Regions from separate parts of the Homo sapiens genome. Here region 2 is linked to region 1. Evidence: chromatin loops called from intact Hi-C (ENCODE). Cell type or tissue: PC-3. All regions are shown on one strand. Links, peaks and the distances in the headings refer to the core of each region. The heading gives the core; the rest is flanking DNA. Region 1 has its middle 530 kb from the start of SLC6A15. Region 2 overlaps LOC107984536 (a long non-coding RNA gene).

The links. Hi-C counts contacts between places; a loop is a spot of excess contacts. Peaks named below come from ENCODE experiments on the same cell type or tissue, not always from the same donor. Only the 100,000 strongest peaks of a DNase experiment are listed, where the experiment ranks them.
Region 2: a loop joins it to region 1, with 2.1 times the contacts of the local background. A loop is called at or near these places in 2 of 110 quality-filtered maps.

What each region holds. Positions count from the first base shown.
Region 1 is chr12:84,377,803-84,387,668 of GRCh38, forward strand. No RefSeq gene overlaps it. Among named protein-coding and RNA genes, the nearest start is that of SLC6A15, 530 kb to the right of the region's middle. In PC-3, for the core only: no CTCF peak of the experiment used is centred there; a DNase peak (open chromatin) is centred at 4,889; H3K27ac peaks cover 541 bases.
Region 2 is chr12:84,133,249-84,142,972 of GRCh38, forward strand. The region is part of intron 1 of LOC107984536 (a long non-coding RNA gene); the gene reads right to left. Among named protein-coding and RNA genes, the nearest start is that of SLC6A15, 770 kb to the right of the region's middle. In PC-3, for the core only: no CTCF peak of the experiment used is centred there; DNase peaks (open chromatin) are centred at 1,753, 3,713 and 4,053; H3K4me3 peaks cover 509 bases; H3K27ac peaks cover 2,820 bases.

The sequences.
Region 1 (9,866 bases), core at 982-8,981:
TTTGTAGGGACATGGATGAAGCTGGAAACCATCATTCTCAGCAAACTATCACAAGGGCAAAAAACCAAACTCCGCATGTTCTCGCTCATAGGTGGGAATTGAACAATGAGAACACTTGGACACAGGAAGGGGAACATCACACACTGGGGCCTGTCATGGGGTGGGGGGATGGGGGAGGGATAGCATTAGGAGAAATACCTAATGTAAATGACGAGTTAATGGGCGCAGCACACCAACATGGTGCATGTATACATATGTAACAAACCAGCACGTTGTGCACATGTACCCTCGAACTTAAAGTATAATTAAAAAAAAGAAAATCTAAACTCAGAAATGTGTAAAAATGAGAAGATAGAATTGATTTTATCCAAAGAATGCAAAGATGTTTGATTTTATAAAATAAATGACTGTAATTCTACATTTAACAATTAAAAGCCATATTGTTAAATGCCATAAAACATTGTATCAAACTTAATACTACTTCACAATATTTTTAAAAAAGCAACAGACAATAAAGATCTAAAAGAAATGCTGGTGTTCTAATCAAATGATCTGCCAAAACTCTACAGCAAAAGCTATTCCTTTTTTAACATCTGAAAAGATAGCAAAATACTCTGCAGCACACTGGAACAGGAAGAGTAAACTTATCTAGGACTAACTGGACCAGATAATTTGTAGCCAATTATCATGCTAGAAGGTAAATCAGTGCTTTCTATGTAGGAAAAACATAAATGTGGCAAAACTTCCTAGCATGCCACTTTATGTATAAGACTTGATCTTACCCCCATTCCCTATTACCAAGTTGAGGGACTGGTGATCCTCCAGCTACAGATACCGAGCTGACAGAACAGGACTGAAGCTAAGGGTGAAACACATCATATTTCTACTTTGTCCTAGTCTCTGATAACATTAGAGAATGAACTCCTGCTTCTCTAAGTATGTATTCTTGAAGACTCACAGTTCAAGGATCACAGTTCCTCTCCTTCTTTTTCAGTCTGACATTATTCTGACAGATTGCCCAGTATTGGTACCAGAGTGAAACAGGCAAATAAACCTTTATATCTGTTACCATGCAATTTCTAACAATACACGCTTTTCTAGCAGGCCCTGTGTGCCTGTCCATATTCCACTGTTCCACAACTCTCTCATTTAAGTATTATAACAGCATAGCCTATAGAGTGAGACAAGAAAAATAAATACATTGTGTAAAGATTGAAAAAAACGAACAAATATCTCATTATTTGCAGGTAATGTGATTGTCTACATAGAAAACCTAAAAGAGTATACAGATTATGGCAGATAAAGTAATGCTCTGCAAGTATTCTATCTGTTCCCCCACAGGCTCTGTTACACGTAGTTAGTCAGGGTCATGTGACTAGCTCTGGTCAGCAATATATGAATGTATATGTAAGTTCTGAGCTGAGGTATTGAAACTCTCATGCAAGATCCCTCAGTGTCTATTATGCCCTGTTACTTTGAGAAAATTTACGTTCCAGCGGGCACAGATACTAGGTAACAGTCTTCCATCCCCTCTCAATGTGTCAAGTAGAACCTTCCGCAAAACACAAAACAACAGAAAAGTAGGTGAAGATAATGATAATCTCTGTTATGCAGTAACAAAATAAGGAGTAAAACTGTCAACTGCAATAGGATAATTTGTAGTTCACAAGTTATAGCTAATGGATGTGTGGCTCAAAGGGAAGAAGCTGGACAAGAAATAGTATCTATTGGTAGATATTGGCTGCTCAGAAAACAATTGACTGTAAGAAAAATAAAATGTTTCTATTAATCATTTCACCATAAAATAAATAAATAATAAAGTCTACTGAAAGTAGAATGGATAAATACACTATTGTCTATTCACACAAAGAATATTATGTGGAAATAAAAAATAGAAGAACATCTATACAGACAGAAGAGGAAAGATCTTAGATCTGTAATATACTGAGAGAAGACCATATGGACATTAACTTCAAATACACACAAAAATTAAAGAATACAGTGGTAAATATATGCAAATGAGATAAAGTGTGCACAAATGATATGATAAAGTTTGGCATAGTTATTTAGTGGAAGAGGCAGGATGAGAATATTAAAAAAGAGCACATCAATAGGTGCTAAATATTGAAAATATTCAAATTTATAAGTTAAAAAGTGAGTTCACAAATGTTAATTTTATTATGTTTATTTAATATTATGCTTTATAACATGTGTATTTAAAGGCTTATTACTTTTATAATAAAATATAAATAAAAATGAGAATCACTTCTAAAAATATCAAATGACATTGATATTGTCATGAAGAACATTGACTATCATGTCCATTTGTTATCAAATGAGAAATGTCCCTATTGTATTCTCACATATATAGAAAGGTGATGCAACACTTCTTTGTGCATTTATACATTTCATTATGCATTTATAAATGTACAAATATAGGCTTGAGCAAGTACTCTAGGATTTGCTCTGTAGGACTAAGGTTTCATCCATACAAAGAGAAGTAAAAAAAAATACACCTCTTGTATGGTTATTGTGAAGATTACGCGATGATGCACAGAAAGCACTTACCACATTTCCTGGAATTAATGTTTTCATTGGTGCTTTCGTATTCATTCATACCATGAAAGATTTAAAACATATATGTCCATGAATGACAAAATGTAAACCAAGAGGAAATAGGCAGAAGACTCTTTCAGGACATTTTTCATGACAACTGAAGATAATGAAAATCTTTGTAGGTATGAAGGGAACAGATTATACATTAATGACAGAATATTTTATTATTTTGTAAAAATAAGATTGGATCTATAAATATATTCAAATTATAGATCCAGTCGTTACTGTTATTATTATTATTATTATTTCAATAGTTTGGGGGTAACGGGGTGTTTTATTGCAGGGATAAGTTCTTTAGTGGTGATTTCTGAGTTTTTGGTGCACCCATCACCTGAGCAGTGTACACTGTACCCAATGTGTCATCTTTTATCCCTCACCCCCGACCCACCCTTTCCCAAGAGTCCCCAGAGTCCATTATATATTCTTATTCTTTTGCATCCTCGTGGCTTAGCTCCCATTTGTAAGTGAGGACCTAGGATGTTTGGTGTTCCATGCCTGAGTTACTTCACTTACTATAATGGTCTCCAACTACATTCAGGTGGCTGCTAATGCCATTATTTCATTCCTTTTTATGGCTTAGTTGAATACAACTATATATAGTCTCATATATATGTGTATATATATATATATAACGTTTTCTTTATTCACTTGATTGATGGGCATTTCGGCTGGTTCCATATTTTTGCAATTATGAATGGTAGTACTATAAGTATGTGTGCACAAGTGCCTTTTTCAAATAATGACTTTTTTTTTTTCCTCTGGGTAGATACCCAGTAGTGGGATTTCTGGATCAAATGGTAATTCTACTTTTAGTTCTTTAAGGAGTCTCCATACTGTTTTTCATAGGGGGTTGTACTAGTTTACATTCCTACCAGCAGTGTAAAAGTATTCCCTTTCCACCACATGCATGCCAACATCTATTATTTTTTGTTATTTTTTTTTAAGTGATGGCCATTCTTGCAGGATTAAGGTGGTATTGCATTTTGGTCTTGGTTTGCATTTCCCTGATAATTAGTGATGCTGAGCATTTTTTCATATGTTTGTTTGCTGTATATATATCTTCTTTTAAGAATTGTCTATTCATGCCCTTAGCCCACTTTTTGAATGAATTATTTGTTTTTTTCTTGCTAACTTGTTTGGGTTCCTTGTAGATTCTGGATATTAGTTTTTTTGTCAGATGCATAGTTTGTGAATATTTTCTCTCACTCCGTGGGTGGTCTTTTTTTTGTTTTGTTTTGCTGTGCAGAAGCTTTTCAGTTTAATTAAGTCCAATATGTTTATCTTTGTTTTCGTTGCATTTGCTTTTGGGTTCTTGGTCATAAACTCTAAGCCTAAGCCAATGTCTATAATAGTTTTTTTATGCTATGTTCTAGAATTTTTCTGGTTTTAGGAATTCAATTTAAGTCTTTGATCCATCTCAAGGTGATTTTTGTATAAGGTGAGATAAGGATCCAGTTTCATTCTTCTACATGTGGCTTATCAATTATCCCAGCACCATTTCTTAAATAGGATGTCCTTTCCCCCCCTTATGTTTTTGTTTGCTTTGTCAAAGATCAGTTGGCTATAACTATTTGCATTTATTTTTGGGTTCCGTATTCTGTTCCATTGGTTTATGTGCCTATTTTTATACCAGTACCATGCTCTTTTGATTATAATAGCCATGTAATATAGTTTTAAGTCAGGTAATGTGATGCCTCCATATATATATATATAATAATACTTTAAGTTCTGGGCTACATGTGCAGAATGTGCAGGTTTGTTACATACGTATACATGTGCCATGGTGTTTTGCTGCACCCATTAACTCATTATCTACATTAGGTATTTCTCCTAATGCTATCCCTCCCCTACCCCAACCCCCCGACATGCCCCAGTGTGTGATGTTCTCCTCCCCATGTCCATGTGTTCTCATTGTTCAATTCCCACCTATGAGTGAGAACACGCAGTGTTTGGTCTTTCTGTTCTTGTGTTAATTTGCTGAGAATGATGGTTTCCAGCTACATCCATGTCCCTGCAAAGGACATGAACTCATTCTTTTTTATAGCTGCATAGTATTCCATGGTGTGTATGTGCCACATTTTCTTTATCCAGTCTATCATTGAAGGGCATTTGGGTTGGTTTCAAGTCTTTGCTATTGTGAACAGTGCTGCAATAAACATACGTGTGCATGTGTCTTTATAGAAGAATGATTTATAATCCTTTGGGTATATACCCAGTAATGTGATTACTCAGTCAAATGGTATTTCTGGCTCTAGATCCTTGATGAATCACCACACTGTCTCCCATATTCATACTTTTTGCTTAGCCTTGCTTTGGCTATGTGAACTCTTTTTTCTTTCCATATGAATTTTAGGATTCTTTTTCTAGTTCTGTGAGAAAGATGATGGTATTTCAATGATAATTGTGTTGATTTTTTTAAACTGATTTTGGCATTATGGTCATCTTCACAATATTAATTCTACCCATCCATTAGCACTGATGTGTTTCAATTTGTTTGTGTCACCTATGATTTCTTTCAGCAGTTTTTTGTAGTTTTCCATGTGGAAATATTTCACTTCCTTTGCATTCCTAAATTGTTTTGTTTTTGTTTTTGTTTTTGCAGCTGTTGTAAAAGGGGTTAAGTTCCCAGCTTGGTCACTGTTGGTTTATAGCAGTGCTACTGATTTGTGTACATTGATTTTGCATCCTGAAACTTTACTGAATTTGTTTATTAGATATAGAAGCTTTTTGGATGTATCTTTAGGGTTTTCTAGGTATACAATCACGTCATTGGCAAACAGCAAGTTTGACTTCCTCTTCACTGATTTGGATGCCCTTGATTTCTTTCTCTTGTCTGATGGCTATGGCTAGGATTTTCAGTACTATGGTGAAGTGGTGAAAGTGTGCATCCTTTTCTTGTTCCAGATCTCAGGGGGAATGCTTTCAACATTCCCGCATTCAGTATAATGTTGGCTGTGAGTTTGTCAAAGGTGGTTTTTATTACCTTAAGGGAGGACCCATCTATGCTGATTTTTCTGAGGGTTTTAATCAGAAAGGGATGCTGGATTTTGTCAGATGCTTTTCTGCATCTATTGAGATGATTATATAATTTTTATTTTTAATTCTGTTTAGGTGGTGTTTCACATTTATTAACTTGTGTATGTTAATCCATCCCTGCATCTCTGATATGAAACCTACTTGATCATGGTGGATTTTCTTTTAGATATGATGTTAGATTCCATTAGCTAGTATTTTCTTGAGGAGTTTAGCATCTATGTTCATTAGTGATATTTATCTGTAGTTATCTTTTTTTGGTTAAGTCTTTTCCTGGTTTTGTTATTAGGGTGATACTGGCTTCATATAATGATTTAGGGAAGATTCCCTCTGTCTATCTTTTGAAACACTTTCAGTAGGATTGGTACCAATTCTTTTTTGAATGTCTGATAGAATTCAGCAGTGAATCCATCTGATTCTGGAATTTTTTTATTGGTATTTTTTTATTACTGTTTCAATCGCACTGCTTGTTATTGGTCTGGTCAGAGTTTCTATTCTTTCTGGTTTAATCTAGGAAAGTTGTATATTTCCAGGAACTTATCCATCTCCTCTAGGTTACCTAATTTGTGTGCATGAAGGTGTTTATAGTAGCCCTGAATAATCTTTTTTATTTCTGTGGTATCGATTGTAATATCTCCAGTTTCATTTCTAATTGAGCTTACTTTGATCTTTTATCTTCCTTTCTTGGTTAAACTTGCAATTTTCTATTGATTTTGTTTATCTTTTCAAAGAACCAGCTTTTATTTCATTTATCTTTTGTATTTTGTTTGCTTGTTTGTTTTAATTTTATTTGGTTCTGCTCTGATCTCTGTTATTTCTTTTATTTTGTTGGGTTTGGGTTTAGTTTGGTCTCATTTCTCTATTTCCTTGAGGTGTGAGCTTAGATTGTCCATTTGTGCTCTTTCAGGCTTTTTGATGTTGGCATTTAATACTATGAACATTCCTCTTAGCACCACATTGGCTGTATCTCAGAGGCTTTGATAGATTTTGTCTCTATTATGGTCTAGTTTATGGTCCACTATTATGGACCTTCTTCAAAATTATATTTTTTACAGACAATGTACCTACACTGAGGCATTATTGTCACCGAAAGTTTGTGGTTTAACTTAGAGTTCACTCTTGGTGTTGTACACTCTCAGGGTTTTGACAAATATATAATAACCTGTACCCACTGAGATGATGCCATAGAGAGTAGTTTCACTGCTTTAAAAATCCTCTGTCCTCCACCCTCTCTCCCTCCTCACAAAACCTTGGCAATCACTGATCTTTTTATTATTACCATAGTATTGCCTTTTCCAGAATGTCATACATTTGGAATCATCCAATAAGTATACACACACATACAGCCTTTTCAGGTTGACATTCACTTAGTAATATGCATTTAAGTTTTCTCCCTGTTTTTCCATTTCTTCTTATTTTGTTTTTGACATTGAGTAGTATTCCATTATGTAGGTATGCAGAGTTTATTTGTCCACTCACCTACGGAAAGACATTTTGGTTACTCTGAAGTTTGAACAATCATGAATGAAGCTGCTATAAATCTCTGTGTGCAGATTGTGTGAACAAAATTTTTCAAATCGTTTTGATAAACAGCAAGAAGAATGAATGCTGCATCATATGGCCAGAGAATATTTAGATGTGTAACAAGCTGCCAAACCATCTCCCAAAGTAGCCCTGCCATTTGCAATTAGAAATGATTGAGAGTTCCTTTGCTCCACGTCCTTTCCAGCATTTAGTTTTGTCAGTGTTTTGGATTTCAGCTATTCTAAAAGATGCATAATAGCATCTCGTTGTTTTAATTTGTAGTTCCCTAGGACTGTCAATACAATGTTGAAAAGACGTGATGAGAATAAATAGAATTGCCTTTTTCCTGATCTTACTTGGAAAGCTTTTTCTTTCTTACCATTAAGTATGATGTTAGCTGCAAGTTTTTTTGTAGACATTCTTTATCAAATTGAGGAAGTTTCCCTATATTCCTAGTTTGCTGAGATTATTTATCATGAAACTTTTTCATAAAGTTTTTTCTGTATTTACTTATATGATTATGTGGTGTCTCTACTTTAGCCTGTTGATGTGATTGACTACATTAATTGACTTCAAATATCAAAGCAGACTTTCATACCTTAGATAAATCCCATTTGGTCATGATGTAAGATTTTTTATATGTTGTTTAATTTGATTTGCTAATATTTTATTAAGGCTTATTAGTCCTATGTTTATGAGAGATATTCATTTATAGTTTTCTTCTCTTATAATACTTTTATCTAATTTGGTGTTACAGTGATGCTGGCAACATAAAATGGGGTTAGAAAATATTTCCTCTGCATCTATCTTCTCAAAGAGATTGTAAAAAGTTAATACAATTTCTTCCTTAAATGTTGAGTAGATTCATTAGTAGACTCAACTGGCTCTTGTACTTTCCATTTTGGAAGACTACTAATTATTGATTCAATTTCTTTAATAGAAATAGCTTATTCAAATTGTTTTTTCTCCTGCGAGTTTTGGCAGATTGTGTCTTTTAAGAAATTTTTCTATTTCATTTAGGTTATCAAGTGTGTGGTCATAGATTAGTTCATAGTATTCTTTTACTGTCTTTTTAATGCCTATGAGATTTGTAATGATGTCCTCTCTTTTATTTTTGATCTATTTGTATCTATTCTAGCAATTTGTATCTATTCTATTTTTCCTTAGCCTGATTTATCTATTTTATTTTTTCAGAAACCTATATTTTAGTTTTTTAAACTATTGATTTATTTTTAATTTTATTGATTTTTGCTCTAATATTTATGATTTTTCCTTCTCCTTACTTTAAATTTAATTTAAAGTTATTTTTTGTTTTCTAAGGTAGAGGCTTAGATTAGTGATTTTAACTCTTTTCTCCTTTCTAATATATGCATTCAATGCTATAGATTTCCCTCTAAGCATTGCTTTTGTTCCATTGTGCACATTTTGATAATTTTTGCTTTATTATTTAGTTCAAAATACCTTTAATTTCTTCTTGGATTTTTGTCTTTATCTCATGTATTATTTAAAAATGTATTGTTTAATTTCCACATACTTTGGGATTTTTCATGTATCTTTCTATTATTAATTTCTAGTTCATTCCACTGTGGTCTGAGAGAGGACATTGTATCATTTCTATTCTTTTAAATTTAGTAAGGTATGCTTTATAAAACATAATGTAGTCTGTCTTCGTGAATGTTCTATATGAGCTTGAGAAAAATGCATATTCTACTGTTCTTGAATAAAGTAGTTTTATCAACTACTGCAAGTACTATATGTACTATAATTTCAGTTATATGCAGTTTATTGATATTGCTTCTGAGGTCAGCTCTGTCCTTATTGATTTTTTGTCTGCTAGGTCTGTCATTTTGTGATAGAGGGATATTGAACTCTTCAAGTATAATAATGATTTTTTCTTCTTGCAGTTCTAATAGATTTTGCCTCACATATTTTAAAGTTTTATTGTTAGGTGCATAAACATTAAGGATTGTTATGTCTTTTGGAGAATTAACTCCTTTATCATTATGTAATGCCACTCTTTATCAATGATAAATTTCCTTGCTTTGAAGGCTATTCTGTCTGAAATTAGTACAGTTACTCTGCTTCCTTTTGATTACTATTAGTGTGGTATCTGTTTCTTCATACATTTACTTTTAATCTGTGTCATTTTATACTTAAAATGCATTTCTTATTTTAAAAACGAAGAGTTTACTCTTGCTTTCTGATTTACTCTCAGTGTCTTTTTTTTAATTGGTATACTTAAACTTTTATGGTAATTATTTATATAATTGGATTAATATCTATAATACTTGTTACTGTTTTCTTTTATTGCCTTTTTTCTTTGTTCCTTTTTTGTCTTCCACTCTTTTTCTACGCTTTGTAGTTTTAATTGAATATTTCATATGGTTTATTTTCTCACATTTCTGGACTTTTTAAAACTTTTTTTGACAGTCGTACTTTCTTTCACCTTTTTATGGTTGCCTTACAATTTGCAATACATATTTGGAATAATCCAAATCCACTTTTCAATAACACTACACCGCTTTGCAGGTTGGGGAAGTACTGCATAATGATAAAATAATAATAATATATTAATCCTATCCTTTGTATAATTGCTGTAATTTTTCCACATATATATAATATGTACATACTTATATAATATATAATCAAATATATTATTGCTATTCTTAATTTTGAACAAATCGTGCTAGATC
Region 2 (9,724 bases), core at 1-8,000, 250 kb before region 1:
GAAAGGGAGAAATAATATAAATGATAACTAGAGAGCAGAAAAGGAAGATTTCAAAGAAGGAGATACAATTGACTGAGAATTAAGACCACCTGTATCAACATGACTTAACCATTTATTCCAGGAAATTCATTACAAGGAAAGTAATGCTCTAAACCAATAATTACCTTAACCATTTGCCTCTTTGCATCAGGAAATCCTTACAAACAAATGTATTTGATCAGTTTTCTAATGTGGGCAAACCCCTCTTCCATTTAGATAACATCTTTCTTATGTTGGCAAACGTCTTGCTTTATTATTGCCCCATGAAGTCCCCTGATCTTAAAATATAAAATGAATTTTGCCCAATTTCAACCAGTTCAAGAACTTTCAAAAAATAGTGCATATTTAGCCAGTTCTAGAATGATTAATTAAAATGCAAGTTTGCAAAGTATAACAGTAGAAAAGATGAGAGTTCTGTTTTATTTACACTTGGCATAAATATCTTTCCACTATGCTATATGTTATATGTGCTATATGCTAAATGCGAGGTGGTAGGGAGAAAAGTTCAAGGCACACCACAGACACACACACACACAATCCCTCATTTTATAAAGGATTATAACCATGTTAAATTTCTACACTTTAGGTCACACCTTTCTTACTACGTGCATTTTGCCCTTTCACAATTCAGTCGGCCCCTGACTTAAGATGCATTTACTTACAATCTTTTTTCCTTATGCTGGTGCAAAAGGAATACATATTCAGTAGGCTCCTTAATATACAATCAAATTACATGAGGATGTACCTATCATAAATTTAAAATATGGTAACTGGCTTTGACAATATTTTCAACTTACAATGGATTTATTGATTGTAACCCCATCATACATCAGGGAGCATCTGAAGAAGCCACCTAACCCCACTTGAGCCTAGACCCCAGACTCTATACATCTCTTTCCCTAACTTCTGAGACATTATGAAAATTCTTTTAAGATGGCATTCTTCCTCGTTGCAATAAGTTTAATAAAACTCAACTCGATAAAAATATTTTCTGGTGATCTTTGTGGAAGAATTAACAATCTAGGTCACGTTTCTTGATATCTTGGACATTATAGGTGCAGAGGAAGAAAGAAAGAAGAAATGATGTATATAAATGAAAAGAAAAAAGAGAAGTAAAATATACGCTATTTTTAAATTTTTTTTAGCTCAGACAGGGAGTGATAATTGGTGATCTCAAGTAAGACAGAGGGGAAACCTGCAGAAGAAAAATTGTGAGTTGACCTATCAACTAGTTCAATATAAAATTAATTAATTATTTGTGTGTTAAGTACCTGATAACTTTTTTCACTGTGTGACATTTCATGTACTCTGTCTATAATATAGTACACTAACAATGTCAACTTTACTATATTATTATTGAGCCAGTTTATGGGATTTGGTTTGTTTATTCTACTTGCAACTATTTCTATCCCAACTATTTTTTTCTCCAGCTAAACATAAAGATATTTACCGAAAAAACTATGTCTTTCTTTTTATTTACATTATTTAAGCTACAGTATTATTTATTATATGTTAAAATTGTTTCATGAAGCATATCAAGGACATTACTTATATTACATAATTTAATCATCAAAAACTAAGCAATGGGGTAAGTACCATTATTTTGCCTTTTTTTCATGTGAGAAAGTGGGAAGTATTAGGTTAATTTAACTTAACATCATAGAGATAGAATGTGGAACAAAAAGAACTGAACCCAGGCTGTGTGAGTCAGAATGCATATGCTTAACCTCTATGTCATACTTCAAATTACTAATAGAAATAACCTGTATACACATCTCTAGGAATATCAAGGCAAACACTACATAATATAGCATAATGGAAAGATATCATGCCAAGTGTAAATAAAACAGAGCTCTCATCCTTTCTTCTGTTATACTTTTTGCAAACTTGCATTTTAATTAACCCTTTGGAATTGGCTAAATAGGCACTATTTTTTGAAAGTCCTTGAATAATTTTATGAAAATCCAGACGTTTAAAGTAATCTTGATTCCGCAATTTATACACTACAGTTTTTGTTTTTTATATCTGGAAATTAGGTGTTAAAAGTAGAAAAACTTGTTTGATATTATGCTACATAATTTTTAAACCACAACATTTCCTTATTTAAACATAATTCTTTTTGAACTTTTATTTTAGATTCAAGGAGTACATATGCAGTTTGTTACACACACACACAAAAAAAAACCACAAAAACATAAATTAATAGACCAGTCGACTTTACAATGATTCAGTGAGGACATTGTAGGTGAGTAGGAAGAGTTCAGTTGCTAGTCCAGTTTCTGATTTATCCTATTAATATTCTCCACTTTTATTTTTATATTTTATAAAATGATTTTTAAGTGTCCTTAATCCTTTAATTCTGGGCACAGGAGGTCCAGAAATCCTTTCAAAGATTGCACGTGTGACAAACATAAGCTTTAATTTTAGATTGTAAAGCATTTTTGGAATTACTTAAACATTCCATTTAAAACCACCTAGTAGCCCATATTGAGTTAGTATTCTCTCCTCTGTAACAACTCAATTCCAACTGTTTAAGATTAACTCACATGTCATGAAATCTCAATGACTATTCTTTAACATTTAAGGTTTGCAAGACTGAATATTAACATATGTGCTTGCATTTGTACTATTATTTTACTATCATCTATAGTCTGGAGTTTAGTATTAAATGTAAGATAGAAGAAAGAAATACACATGATTTAAGGGCTTTTCATGCATAAGTATATGTATTAAAATGTATAGGCATTATTTTCCAGTTTGGTAAAAGGAATACTTTTTAAAAAGCTGATTAGACAATTTTATATTTATACTCACTAAAAGAAAATTATGCCTCAGGCATGGTTATATCAGTGAACTTACTATGAGAATAAATGAATTGAAGAAAATGAAAACCACCTATTTGCCTGCTGTAAATAAAGTGTTGTTTCATGTAAACCCATCAACTACAGCAGTTTACAACAGCTACCTAGATTTGTAGAGGCTAGACATATATAGGCTTTTGAGGATAACAATACATTTTAAAAAGATGGCACACATGTGATAAAGAATAGGTTGTCATAAATATGCTATAAAGCTATATCTCTTTTTTCACATCTGCCAGTTCCTTCTAGCCTTTCTCCACTTTCTTATTCTATAGATTTTTTTCAGTATCAGATATTTCCTCAATTTATTAATTAGTTATTTACAATAAGTGTGACCTAAAATGAAATTGTTTTCTGAGAGATTATGTCCCAACTGTTATTATTTACACAAACAACTATTCAGTCTAGCTTGCAGCTTCTAAATGGATTAAAATAATTTAACTAATTTAAATTTGATTAGAAAAATGACTAATTTCTTTTAGTACTGGATTTTGAAGTTTTAAAATAATTTCAATAATTATTTCATTCTGATTTTTTGAAGATAATTTTTTTCTCATATGCATCTCCTGTGACACCTTCCACAGATTTTTTTCATGACATAATTTAATATATTACACTTTTAGATACGTTACATTTGGAGCCTCAGCTATAAAATGTTTAGCCGTGTATATTCTTGAAAGTCATCAGCTGCTCAAATGTTCTAGCCATTTTAAAGAGGTAACACTTGTCTGAGTCATCATTATCAGGTATCCAAAGAATGATGATGAGGATATTGGTATGACTGTGCATCTGAAATGCGATTAGTACAACCAAGACAAAAAGCATACGCAAAACTCCAGAGTTTCTTTAGCCCTTTAGTAATGCTTCCCTTGCACTCTCTTTATCTCACCAGCCACACCCTTCCCCTTTCCTAGCAGACACTGATCTGTTTTCTGTCAGTAAATATTCGTTTGCGTCTGTGGAGGTTTGAACAGATAATGTACTCTCTTTTGTGACTGGCTTCTTTCACTCAACATAATTATTTTGAAATTAAATCTTATTGTAGCATATATCATTCCTTATTATAGCCAAGTAGTATTCCATTGCATGACTATATCATAGTTTGCTGATGATTCACCCATTGATGAGCACACAGCTTGCTTTTACTTTTTGCTATTGCAAATAAATCTTCTATGAGCAATTGTCTACAGATCTTTGTATGAACATATGTATTCCTTTTGATTGGGTAAATACCTAAGAATACAACGGCTGGGTCAAATGGTAACTGCATGTTTGAACTTTTTAAGAAGCTGCCAAACCATATGCAAAAGTGAATATTTCAATCAGCAGTTCAAATTCCTCTATATACACAATTAAATTTAAGTTCAATATTTTTAATTTTAGTTATTCAAATAGATGTGTAGTGGTGTATCATGCAATTTGAGTTGACATTTTTCTAATGACAAATGATATCAAACATCTTTTCTTGTGTATATTCATATACCTCCTTTTGTCCTTTAAGTGACTTCAAATGTTTAGCATTTTTTCTGCGTTGTTTTCTTATCATTGAATTTTGAGGGTTCTTTATATATTTGAATAAAAGTAATTTGTATGACATGTGCCTTAAAATATTGTATCCAGTCTGTGGCAGAAAATCACTTGATAAATGCAACATTTGTTCAGGCTAATAAATTTCAGCAAACTAGAATAGAAGGTTCTTCCTCAATCCTAAAAAATAGCATCTAAAAAGAAACCTAGAAATAACATCATATTATCGACAAAATATTGAGATCTTTTTCTCTAAGATCAGGAACAATATAGGGAGGTCTATTGTCATCACTTCTATTCAACATTCTTCAGAGATTCCATGTAATGCAATAAGGCAAAAAAATTAAAAATAAAAACCTTCATACTGAAAAGGAAGTGTAAAACCATGTTTATTTATGGAAGACATGGACATCTATGTAGAAAAGCATATGGAATCTCCATGAAAACTTTTATGGGCCAAATGGATCACTGATTAAGGATACAGGCTATAAATATTAATTCACAAAAAATCAATTAAATTTCTTTATATTTGCAATAAACACTTGGAAATTGAAATTAAAATTCTACACTTTGAGAGGTCAAGATGGGAGAGTTGCTTGAGGCCAGGAGTTTGAGTACAGGAGTTCAAGGTCAGCCAGGGCAATATAACAAGATCCTGTCCCTACAAAATTTTTAAAATTTAGCCAAGTGTGGTGATGCATGCCTGTAGTTCCAGCTACTCAGGAAGCTGAGGCAGAAGAATCACTTGAGCTCAGGAGGTCAAGTCTCCTGTGAGCCATGATTGTGCCATTGAACTTCAACATGGGCAACAGAGTGAGACCCTGTCTCAAAAAAAGTAAAATTCCATACTATTTTCCAAAGCATCATAGTATTAATTACTTAGCGATAAATCTGAATAAGACATGCAAAACCTATACACTGAAAAATGAGAAACATTGTTGAAAGGGATTTTTTAAAGCCTAAGTAATGGAAAAATATACTGTGATCATGAACTGGAAGATGCAATATTTTTAGGATACCGTTTCTCTCAAATTTGATCTCTAGATTCAAGACAAAAACAATCAAAATCCCCGAAGGTATTTTTTTTCTGAAATTTAAACTGATTTAAAATGCACATGGAAATTCAAAATGCCCATAAACTCAGTTGTTAAAAAAGAAGGACAAAGTTGGAGGCCATATACTACTTCATTTCAAGACTCATTATAAATCTGCAGTAACCCAGTCTATGTGGTATTGGCATCAAAAAAAACAAACAGATGAATGGGACAGAATAAGGAGTTTAAAAATAGTTCCAAATGGTTTTCTGAACAGCGTAAAGGCAATTCTTGAAGAAAGAGTAGTCTTCAAAAACTGTTGCTAGGAAAACTGCTTATTCATATTAAATATAAAATCTATTTATACCTTATACCACATAAAAATCAAATCAAAATTAATAATTTAATGGAAAACCTACAGCTATGAAACTTCTAGAAGAAAGCATATAACAATTTTTTTGTGAAATTGAGTTAGGCAAAGACTTCTTAGACATAATAACAAAATTATATCATATTATCAAAAATAATTAAGCTTAGGCTACTCCAAAATTAAAATTTTCTACTCTCCCAAAGTAACTCTTAAGAGAATAAAAAGACAAGGCATAAATTGAAAGAATATATTTATAAATCAAATATTTGGAAAAAGATTATACTGAGAATATATAAAGAACTCTAAAACTAAAACCTCAAAAACTAGGAAATGACACATTTGAAACATTTTAGCAAATCATTTGAACAGATATTCAAGTTATTTTTGAACATATATATCAAATTATTTTTGAACATATATATCGCATACATATATAGCAAATGAAAACATGTTCAACATCATTACTCATTAGGTAAATAAAACTTTAAACCAAAATAAGTTACCACTATATACTTATTGAAATAACTAAAATTAAAGTGATTGATTATACCAAATATTGTCAAAAGTAGAGCAATGAAACTCTCATAGACTGTTGGCGAAAATGTGAAATGGTACAACTATGTTGGAAAACAGTTTGTCAGTTTCTTAGAAATTTAAATACACACCCATTATGTGACCCAGCTGTCCAGCTCTCAGAGAAGAAGAGTAGAAATATTGGAAGAGAAATGTAAACATCCGTTCATACAAAAGTTGTACATGAATATTCAAAACATTTTGATCTGTTTAACAGGCAAAATTGGGGCCATCTCAAATTTCTGTCAGCAGTGGGATGGGTGATGAACAAAATCTTTGGCAATTCCATACGTGGAACATTATTCAGGAATAAAATTGAATAAACTATTTCCATATACAACATCAAGGATGAATCTCAAAGTAATAGTGCTAAGTGAAATAAATAGGAACATTGATTTTATGTGTTCACATGTCAACTGTACCTCACAAAATCTATTTTTAAAATCCATCCAATATTGCTTTTTCCAAGATTCTGATACAATATCCACAAACTAGGAATAACCCAAACTGGAGTATATGGATAACTTACTGAGGGGGTGATAGTTAAGGCACAGCTCAGATGAAAATAAGGAATGATTCTGGAATTTTGACTTGGAGAGCATTCCAGTCAGAGAGAAAATCCAATCAATGGTATTCAGTTATGAAATAACTTGGGATATTTGAAGGAAAACAGAATCCAATCTGGCCAGAACAGCTCTGACATTCAGACAGAGTGTTGGAAAATCAGGTGAGAGAAAATCAGGACACATGGTCATTCCAACAAACCTAATGAAGAGGTTACAGTTCATTCTCTAATGATTAGCAAACCACTGAAGAGGTGAGAGCAAGGAAGTGGCATGATCAAATTTATGTTTGAAACTGAAATCTGGCTGCACTATAGGGAGTATATTCTGAGATCACGCCAGATTTATAAGACTATCACAGAGTTAAAATGAATCTGGACTTAGCAAGAAATAGTTGACGTTGTAACAAGTGTAATGTCAGCATATCTTCTTGTAATAAAGGCAATAAGATTTTTGGTCAATAAGATGCAGTGTATGAAAATACAGGTCACTAATGATATCAAGGTCTCTTGGACTGAGCAACTGAGTAAATGACACTACTATTTTCTGAGATGCAAATCATTAGGAAAGAAGAAAGTTTGGAAGGTATTTAACAAAAACAAAACAAAACAAAAACCCTGCAAGCATTTCATTGTAGACCTCAGGGTGAAAACGCAGCATCACCAGTTAGTATATGAGTTTAGAGTTCAGAAAAGAAGTTGGGGTTGGGATTCATCCCCAATGGTATTTGAAACCAGATTCAAAAAGAAGAATAGGAAACAAGTAAGCCTAGGGAAGATGATAGGTCTTAGTTTTGAGCCCTAGAACAATACATGATTTATTAAGATCAGACAGAAGAAATGAATCCATCAAAGGATGCTAAGAATGGGAAGAAGTTAAGGAAGAAATCTATACAAAAATATAATACCAAAAGCAAAGTTAAGGAATTATTAAGAAAAAAAGAAATATCAATGGAGGCAAATGCACATATCCACTTTAGGTTTATCTGGAAATGGATCCTCCCATTTAAGATACTGTTATCAAAACACACATAAGAATAAACATCAAATTAAATAAATAATAATTAGATACATAGGCATGTGTGGCTTATTTCTATCCACTTTGGAGCCAATCTAATGTATTGAATTTGGGTTTTTGCCCCAACCCAGATCTGCTCAGCAATGCCACATTCTCTCCTCTCTCCACAAACTCCCTACTTGTCTGTCCAAGACAGCTTATTTTTCTAGCTGAATGGGACAGCCTAATCCTAGAACAGGAAGCCTCCTATGAACAGGAATGAAACCAAATCCTAGAACAGGAAGTCTCCTATGAACAATCTAGGCTGCTTCCATTGCCACCAAAACAAAACAGAAAAAGTCCCCACACAAAGCCCCAATTAATAAGAAGAAACTTCTCTGCTGGCATATGGGCATTGGACCTGTAGAACTGTGTCTTCCCCATGGCTTGTCAGGAAAGACTGCACAAACTTGAAATGCATAGGAATTGATGCCACATAAGGGAAGATTTTGCTCAAGGAAAGACAGAGATGGGAAAGAGTTGGTAGTTTAAATTACATAACTTTTCTCCTTCTCCATACCGCAGGCTATTTGAGCTATAGTTGTAGCTCTGACAGGACTGATAAGTATGTTCTTTGTGATACGGTGGCCAGCCAAGAAGTGCAGTCCTTTGTACTTGCTCTCCATTTTTTGGAATCTCCATTCCTTGTTCCCTTCACGTCTCTTCAGTTTTGCTACCCATCTCCACAAGTGATACTATTTAAGTTTTTGCCTTAACCTCTTGTATTCTTGATAACCTAAGCTAAGAGACCTGAGAGAAAATAGTGATTTTTTTTCCTTTGCCCCATCATCTGTATGCCACCAAAATGCAATATTAAAATATCACCTGAGCTTACTCGTGTCTGAGATACTAGAAACTCCCACATACTACTTCTCCTTCATTTTTGTTAGGTCAATGTAAACAGTAAATTTTGTGGTTGTATATCCTCCTTGTTAGGCTACCTCTGGTCCAGAACAGCTACTTAAAAGAAAAACCCACACATCAAAAAGCTTGAACTGAAAAAGCACTTTTCCCTGCTGCATGGATAAGAGATTAGCAAAATCTGGGAAGCCTCATACTTTGATTATTCTCCTTGTCCTAATCATTGCAGAGAATGTACCGTCTTAGTTCTGAAGCCTCCGTAGTATACTTTGTGACTAGACATCCCTATAAAAACTGGCCTCACTTGCCTAAGAAATGTATATGAGTCTTATTCCAGATATATGTTTACCATTTCTGGTCATTCTTTTCACTTTGTCCTCCCTTTGCCTTATGAATTCTCATACCTTCCACTTAAAACTATGAACTTATGCCTAAACCCCAGGGGATGTCATACATATTAAATTGTATGGACATGAGTGTAAAACTAAGCATTAATCTTGAGTTATTTCTGTAAAATAGAGAAAATGGACTCATTTTGAGGGCACAGATATAGTTTTAACACTATTATCTCCTTTAAGACACATAGGACAATATTAATATAATAAAATAACTTTGCTATTTTTATCATAACATGTACAATCAATAAAGGGTCAAATTTTATTTTCTAAGCCATACCTTAGACTTGCTCTGCCTTAAAAGAACCTTGAGTTTCAGGGAGCATGACTGTGTCACAGCTCTAGGAAATTTTATATTAGGGTTTATGACACAGCATAATGAGAAAAGCATAAAGACTATTTCAGGTATATTAAAATCATTCCAGCATGGTTCATGACACTATTT